Regions from separate parts of the Mus musculus genome. Here region 2 is linked to region 1. Evidence: chromatin loops called from intact Hi-C (ENCODE). Cell type or tissue: heart. All regions are shown on one strand. Each heading gives the region's core, and the rest is flanking DNA. Links, peaks and the distances in the headings are about the cores only.

Evidence for each region. Peaks named below come from ENCODE experiments on the same cell type or tissue, not always from the same donor. Only the 100,000 strongest peaks of a DNase experiment are listed, where the experiment ranks them.
Region 2: a loop joins it to region 1, with 2.4 times the contacts of the local background. A loop is called at or near these places in 3 of 42 quality-filtered maps.

What each region holds. Positions count from the first base shown.
Region 1 is chr9:70,845,210-70,849,603 of GRCm38, forward strand. All of the region lies in intron 1 of Lipc (lipase, hepatic), which reads right to left. Among named protein-coding and RNA genes, the nearest start is that of Gm32017, 67 kb to the right of the region's middle. In heart, for the core only: a CTCF peak has its summit at 2,431; DNase peaks (open chromatin) are centred at 2,672 and 3,289; H3K4me3 peaks cover 724 bases; H3K27ac peaks cover 2,662 bases.
Region 2 is chr9:70,975,209-70,979,602 of GRCm38, forward strand. The region is part of intron 2 of Gm32074 (a long non-coding RNA gene); the gene reads right to left. Among named protein-coding and RNA genes, the nearest start is that of Gm32074, 2.9 kb to the right of the region's middle. In heart, for the core only: no CTCF peak of the experiment used is centred there; a DNase peak (open chromatin) is centred at 2,393.

The sequences.
Region 1 (4,394 bases), core at 88-4,087:
GAACACCACACAAAACCTCTTTATGTTCTTGCTCACCAATTTTGTTATTATTATCATTTCTAGTGTTGTTCAAGTTGACTGACCTTTCTTTTAATTGTGGGGTTTTGCCTTCTTCTTCTTCTTCTTTTTTTTTTTAATGTAATTTCTGTTTAGACACCACACTCTGAATTTTCTCTTCTTGGTCTTGGACATTGTTGAATGTTCTAAATATTATTTCTGGGTACAGTTACTTTACTTGGAAATGATTTGAGCCTTTCAAACTTTGTTATGTGGGACCAGAATGGCTTTAGCTTGGGACTCATGGTCCCCGGTCCTGAGGTGATAAACCTTGTGAATAGTCAGGTCTATCTATTCCAGTGCTTCCTCACCAATCTCTACTGGGCTGAAGACTCCAGGAACACTCTGCACCTCTCTGAAACTCCTTCCTCTGTCAGCGCTGCCTTTCTCCTGTCTGAACTCTAAGCTCTGCCTCTCTCTCCAAAGGGAGAGGCTGGTGGGCTGGGAACCCCCTTCAGGCAGCAAACTGAAAAAGAATCAGAGTGCTTTGTCTTTATTTCTCATCTCTCAAGGTCGCTGTCCTGTGTTGCTTGTTGCCCGGGGCTTGAAAACATTTCCCAGGAAATAATAAAAGCTGGAAGACTCCCCAGGAACATCTTTAAAGTTCAAACAGAGATGCACAGAAAACCCCATTGCTGCGGAGTCAGCTGTAAGTTGGTCGGTGCTGAGTTGGTTCTTAAAGCCTAGCTTGGTGCCAGCAAGGCACGGACAGGTGACAAAGAAGATAGACGTGCCACATGCATGTGGAAAAGCACTGGGAAGGAGAGGGACGAGATACTGGCGAGCCTACAGCAATGCCAGCCGCTCTACAGAAAGGGCCCACAGCACCTGACATATTTTATTCCCCCTTGGGGCCACCTCCTCATGCTATCTTTCTTCAGCTTAGTGATTGACACCCGAAGCCTCAAACTTCAGGTATTCTTGATCCCATTCCTCCCTTGTCAAACTTTGAATCAGTTTTCAACGCCTGTTCATTTTTGTCTCCAAAATATCTTCCAGTTTAACCCTACCTCGCCATTCTTATTCAGACCTCACTCAGACTCTCCCAGAAACCCACTATTTGACACTCAGAAAGGTACATTGCCCATCTGGCTCTGAATTTCCCTTTATGGACTGTATTTATATAGTACATATAGATCACTTTTACTTCACACCGATAAAGTTTGATTCTGATGAAGGTCTACCCAGAGAGGCACATGTTAAAGGTATGAGTGTGTCCTGACACCATAGCTAGTGTTCAGTATTTGCTGGGTGAATGAGAGATTTAAAGAGAAAGGGTTAGAAAGATGGCTCTGCAGTTAAGAGCACCTTTTATACTTTCAGAAGACCTGGGTTTGATTCCCAGCACCCACACAGTGGCTCACTCTAGTTCTACGGAATCTAATACCTTCGGATGCCCTCCACAGACACACTCACACATAAAATAAAGTTAATAAAATTTTAAAATAGGAAACCCATAAGAACTTGTATCTTTCAATAGTTAGGTTCCACCAAACACATACATCGCAGCCTCAAGTGTTTCTTCCTGTTTTAATTTGCATTTCGTTACAGAGACTTTAGAAACAAATACACAGTGCGTGTTTGTCCATTAACTTCTTTTATTTACTGAGCCAGATAGTTGCCCTTCCTACCTCTCTGTCTTACTCTCTTGTTCTTGAAGTGAGGGCAAATTAGAGCAGAATGTAACACTTGTTGAAACAATAGGAAACTCCATTTCTAGTGCGGGGTCGAAGCTCAGTTGGTAGAGCACTTCCTAACATGGATGGAGCCCTGGGTTCTATTCCCAGCAGCACATAAACCTGGCCACCGTGGCTCACATGTGAAAGTAAAGCACTCAAGAGGCAGGGGGATCAGAAGTTCGAGGTCATTCTTGGCCACTTAAGAGTTTAAAGCCAGTCTTTGCCACAGAAGACCTGATCTCAGAGAAACCAAAACCAAAAAGCAACCAACCAACTCACAAATGAACAAACAACTCAACTAACTAACTAACTAACTAACTAACTAACTAACCAAAGTCAAGGAAACACTTCTTGCAGCATCAACACTATTTCCAGTTTTGTGGAAGCTCCTCATAATTGTTTTAGTTTTAGTTTTTTTTTCTTTTCTTTTCTTTTTTTTTTCTATCTTTTTTGTTTGAGACAGGGTCTCACTATGTAGCCCTGGCTGAGCTAGAACTTGATATGTAAGGCCAGACTGACCATAAACTCAGAGATCTACCTGCCCCTGCCTCCGAGGTGCTGGATCTAAAAGCGTTCTCTATCACCCAGCCTCTTACTTGTTTTATTGAAATTTGTATTATTTAGAGTACAACGAAATGGAGGCCACCCAGCTTTAACAGGTCCACAGCAGCAGCGGCTCGGAAGGCTAAGCCGCTTGTTCCAACCACAAACAGGCGCCACACTCTCTGTGTTCAGCTGGTAGCCGGGCCACTCGGACAAGCATGTTTGCTAAGCCCCTGTTATTCTTCTCTCCTCTGCCTCTTTCCCATAACAACATCTGATTGCTTCACTCACCCTCTCCCAATCTGTCACCAGCTTGTCACAGACTTGATTGAAACACTACTAATTTAGCACGATGACTTTCTGGCAGGGTGAGGTTGGCAAAGCCAGAGGAGATGTTTGTTTACCCAGAAGAAAATGACTCGGAGGTTTGGAAACAGAAAGCCCCACCTGCCACACCCTAGAGCCATGAAGCTATGCCTAGGGTAGGGATTCCGGGAGGATCCCAGTGCAGAGGCTGCTGTGGGCGGAGCCAAGGCTGAGGCTCCAGCTGCCTTGGGGGTCTTTCTGGGTTCTTAACTCTAGGAGAGTGAATTAAGGGGGTTTCTTTCCGAGGGCTGCTTTGCTAGAGAACCTTATTCTTTTCTTGTTTTCAAACAAGGCTCATGCTAACTGCAGTTGGTTTTTGAGTCCTCGGTTCTCTTTTCCGTTTATCGACTTCCTTTTCCTTTTCTTTCCTCACCTTTGGTTTTTAGCACTTCCCTCCATTGTTCTGAGGACTATTTGTTTTTTTTTTTTTTCTTCTTCTGGGAGTTAGCCATCTAATAGGAGTCAGGGCAAAAGAGGCCAGCTCTGAGTGAGCCCTGCCTCCTAGGGAGCCCGGGATCCACTTTGAAGATTGTTGAGACTATTTGTATTAATAACACTTGTTCTAGTATTGTTCCTCGTTTCTGATCATCAAAGAGCTCAGAAAGGTTGAAGCCCGCACAATCTCTGCCAGCTTGTCCTTGGGAGCAAGTGTCTAGAACAGGGTTGATCTAAAATTGTTTTCTCAGTGAAGTGGGCGGGCTACAGATTCACATCAAGGGAGTGTCAGCTTGCAAAACAGCTTCTTGGCAGAAAGGGATGTGGGATTTCAGAGGAACTGTAATCTATTCAGTGCTGGTTAAACGAACTCCTTGATTCTGAGTGTGGTGTGTGGAACCTGGGTCCGTGCCCAATGAACAATTGCGCTCCTCTGTAGCAGGGGGCTGCAGAAAGTGGAACAGCCTTTGAGATGGGAGTTTTGCTTTTCCCATGATGCTTTGCGTTTCCCTTTCTCCATATTTTTATTCTATTTAATTTAATTTTTGGTGTTTTGCTTGCCTTAAAGGAGCTGAAAGGTGGAGTGTTGTTTGTTCCACGTTTATAAAATGACCCTCACTGTGGCAGGTCATCTTGTCAAGACTGCCTAGCTTGCTTACATTGACCATAAGGACAGGGACCAGGATTTCATCTTTCTTCCCTCTGCTTGTGGCCTCCAGTATATACTCAGAGCCAGAGAGTAGGATGCTTCTCCTGCAGCTGGGTCTCCAACATCATAAAGAGGCCACTTTAAGATGGGTGCCACAAGTCTGGGACTCCATAAAAAGTCTGGTCACCTTAAAAGATAGGGACCTAGAGATGTCATTTCCCTGGCTTTGATCCCTGTGGGATTCCCAAACAGATTGGCACACCCAGTTTGCCCTGGTCATTCCCTCCTAACATAGCTTGTTTTTTAACTTGTGTCCTGGCTTCTGACTCTTTTAGAAAGCAAATAAAACAAGGCAAAACTTAAAACTAAAAACCATTTAGTTTTAAACCTTAATTTCAAAAGGACTAAAGATTTATTGTGGAAAACTTTTAAAATGGGGGAGAAACCTTCCTTAAAATATAAGGAGAAATAACCAAAATTATCTTCAGACATAGTACTACTGCTAGATCCTCTCCTGGACATATACCCAGAAGATGTTCCAACTGGTAATAAGGACACATGCTCTACTATGTTGATAGCAGCCCTATTTATAATAGCCAGAAGCTGGAAGAACCCAGATGTCCCTCAAAAGAGGAATGGATACAGAAAATATGGTACATTTACAC
Region 2 (4,394 bases), core at 154-4,153, 130 kb after region 1:
CTGGAGATTAGACCTTTAACCAAGTTGAGGGCAGATTTAGGGTACTGAGCTAGGACTAAAGGTAACTAAGCAACTAAATTGAGGGCAGATTTAAAGTTGTTAATCTGGGAGTAAAGAAAGCATGCTAGCCGAGGGAGGCTTAAAAGTGTCCGGCCACTGAGCTAAAAAGCATATTAAAAATAAGATTGTGTGTGTGTGTGTGTGTGTGTGTGTGTGTGTGTGTGTGTGTTTCATCCATGGATCTGAGGAAACCGGGGAGGGGGCTAGAAGAGTGATCCGCCTGGAGCTTAAAGCGGGGTAGTAAAAACTCCATGATACACTGAGATTTAGTTCCTTGGGTCTTGCCTCCAAGGGCTCATTCATCACAGTTCCACAATGAAGCTATCTCAAGAAAATCACTTGCTAGGCTTAGCCTTTCCTAGATGGTTCCCGATATGTACATACACTCATGTCCAAAAATACACATAAAATAAAATAATTTTTAAAAGGATTTTATCTGTTAGTCATAAGATATGTAGGTGGGTAAGAATTAGCTACTAAGGGGTGTAAAGATAGCTCAAGATAAATTGTAATTAAGCTCTGAACCTGCAACATTCCAACCTCTCCATGATCCTAATTAGTCAGTTTGCCTTGAGTAAGATTGTGTGGGAAGCTTAGGCTGCCCTCTGGGAGCTTTCATTCATAATACTTTGGCTATTCACTTCCTCTCCCAGGAGCACCCACCCTCAGCTTCTATATTGGGAAAGGACTGGTCTTGTATCTTCTCCACAAAAGCCTCCTCACCCTTGTTAGTGTGGCGTTAGAGCTTGGTGATGCTACTGTATGATGACCGAGGGCACCCTGCCACTTTAGGGGTTCTTAGTGTGCTGAGTTGTCAAAATACCTTCCAGACTCTGTCTCATTCCATCCTTATAAAAGCCATACACAACCCACACTTCCTTTGTCTCCATGGTAGCTGAAGAAATACTGTAACATGTGGGAGGTTGTGAGGCTCAACAATGACAGAGGCAGGATTGGAATTTGTGTGTTCCAGGGTCTGAGGACCTGTCCTTAAGCACCATGCTGTTCTCAGTCTTCTACCCATGAAAGTACTTAGGACATCTCACTGTTGTTTATTTGCATCTCTCTCTTTCAGTAGACAAAAGGGGTTTGAGGGCAGAATTAACGATTATACTTGAGGAAGGAAGAAAAGCAAATGGGTTTTCATGATGATCTCCATAAGGACATTAAAAATATCCATATTCTCTGGATTAGTCAGGGTATCTAGAGGAACAGAACTAATAGAATATATATATATATATATATTAATAATATAAAAACATAAAATCCCATATATAGGATTTATTACAATGGCTTAAAGGCTGTGGCCCAGCTAGTACAACAATGTCATCCAACTACCAATGGAGATCCAGGAATCTAATAGTTGTTCAGTTCACAAGGCTGCATATCTCAGCTGGTCTTCAGTACACAACAGAATCCCAAGGAAGTAGGTTCTAATGCCAGTGAAAGAATGGACTTAATAATGAAAGCAAGCAAGCAAGTAAAAAGCAAAAACTCCCTACACCCATTTTCTTTTTATACGTTGTCAGCAGAAGATGTAGTGGATCTTCTCACCTCAAAAGATCTGGAATAAAGGTGCATCTTTCCACTTCAAATGATTTAATTAAGAAAAAAAATCCCTCACAGATATGCCCAGCCACTTGTGGTTTTGTTAATTCCAGATGCAGTCAAGTTGATAACCAAGATTAGTTATCATATTCTCTAATAGGGAGAACAGGCTGGAGTTACTAGAGTTTTAATGGAATATGTTATTCCATGAAAATAGCAGGATGTTTTTGCCAATGGGGAAAAACCCTGATGTTCCAAGAAAGTTTAGGCCAGGGTTGGATCAATTAAAAATTATTTAAAAATGGAAGAACTGATCACATTCATCAGTAAAAAAAAAAAATTGTAGTCTTGAGACAGGTGTAGTGGCACAAGTCTTTAATCTCAACAATCACACTTGCAGAGGCAGAGGCAAAGGCAGAGATCTCAAGGCCAGCCTAGTCTATGCAGAGACTTTCAGGTCAACTAAGGCTATATAGTGAGACTCTGTCACAACAGCAGCAGCAACAACAACAAAACAAAAAAAAAAGAGAATTGTCATTATAATGTATTGATTAAATTCACATAAACTTGCTCTGTAGAGGAATAGTCAAGAAGCTATGTATAGAGTATTATAATGGAACATTATAGACAAATGTCTGATCCTGGATGATGAACCTTAAGTGAGTCCTTTTACAGGCAGATAAAACTGGTGGATTCTTTCCCTATAAAAATAGACACATATGTCCTAGGAAGTGACTAATGTTTCCAAGTATTTCCTATTCTCCAAGTTCAGGAAGCAGCTGTGGCAGAACTGAGGCTCAGGCATCTGTGGAGTCAGATAGCCCCAGGGTTTGTGTGTCAGGCCTCCTAAGGCCTCTTTTCCCAGCAGTGTTCAAGCAGAGTTGGCTGTTGTGACAGGAAACGTAGATTGAAACTCCATTGAAGTTCCATCTCACCCCAGTCAGAATGTAGAAAACAAATGACAACAAATATGGCAGGAATATGGGAGAAAAGGACCCTTATTCACCGATGATGGCAGTGTCAACTGGTACAGCCACCTTGGAAATCAGTGTGAAAGATCCTAAAAAAGCAAAGAGAACTTCAGCATGATCCAGCTGTACCACGTGAGGGTACAAGACTGAAGGAGATAGTGCAGCACAGAGACACATTTACACATGCATTTGTAGCTGCCGCCTTCACAAAAGCCAAGAGATGGAACAGGTCTAAATGTCCATCAACTTGTGAATGGGTAAAAAAAAAAAAAAAATTGGTATGTATACAAAATAGGTTTTCATTCAGCAGAAGAAAAACTGAACTCATGGCGTCTGCCGAAGTCATTATGTTAAGTGAAATAAGCCAGAGTCAGGAAACAGATCAGAAGAGTTGAGGAAGAGATAGAATAGAGATGGTGATGGAATGTGCAGAACAGGAAAACAGGGAAAATGAGAAGAAATGGAACCCACCAGAGAGGAAGGGTAATACTTCTACATGTTCATTGATCATCAATTAACTCCTGAGCAAGGGTTAAAATTAGTCACGTTTACAAACTTGGTCATTGCCCAGCCCTAACAATTTCTAACTCCAGTTATAAATTAACATACTTACCTTTTTAAATACTTCACATGGCTGTCAGGGCAAATTTACAATATTTTGAAGTATTTAAATTATCTAAATTTGGACCATACTCCTGAATAATTATAGTAAATTAATTTCTTCTCACCACGTTACAACTATTTGCAAATTTGAAATGATCAAATTAGAATTATCAAAATAGAAAATGCTAATTTCTTCATCTTGGTGTAGCATTTTTCTTCCCCACCTTGAATTGTTGAATGGGGAACTAATTCTGTGCCCTGCTTAACTTATAAGAATATGAAGACAACCTCAGAAATAGTGCTTTGGCTATCAAAACAGGCTAAGTAAATTGAAGGTGCTGTTTTCGGTCCAGATGAAAGCTAATCTTTGGTAAGTTCCCACTTGGGCCACTTGAAAACCCAGGCTTATCTTCTCCTCCCACAAATGAAATCTTACTCAGAAAAAGAACAGATAATTGAAGTGGGTTCAAAAGACTCACACAGATCTGTGTCTTCTCCTTTGAAGATAGACTATTGACTAGCAATATGAAGCTCAGGAATCTGCTGGATGGGTTAAGGGTCAGAGGGTGTCTTAGGTGTGAAGGCGAACATAGCCGGAGACTTTGAATAATGAAATAGTCCCCACCATCTGCCATGACCCATTCTAGTACTTCCCCTGTGGTCCATATGAAGATAGTGTTAGGTGGAAAGAATAGTGACAGCCGGAAGAACTGTGTCCTCATCTAGAGAGAGGTGGAGACGGTGTATTAGTAATTGTTACTTTTCTTGTTTCTATGACAAAATACCTGGCTGACAAGCAACTTAAGGGAGGAAGGGTTTATTTTTGTCTCACAGTTTCAGGAAGCAGAGTCCACCACGGTGGAGAAAGCGTGGCAATAGAAGCAGGAAGCTGCTTGCTGGTCATATTCTATCTGGAGTCAGTAAGCTGAGCTTGAACAGGAAATGGGGTTGGTTGCAAAGCCTTCGAGCCTCCCTCTCCCAGGGTTGTCCTTCTTCCAGTGAGGTTCTATTGCCCAAAGGTTTAACAAACTTCCAAAACAACACCGTCATCTGGGAACTAAGGGTTCAAATCCATGAGTCTGTGGGTGACAGTTCACACTCAAACTGCGAAAGATGAACATTCTCTAAAGCTCCAAATGCACTCACTTGTTTGATGATGAAAGAGTAGAGTTGTCCTCCTCGGGATCTTGAGTAGAGAGATTTCCTCAAACA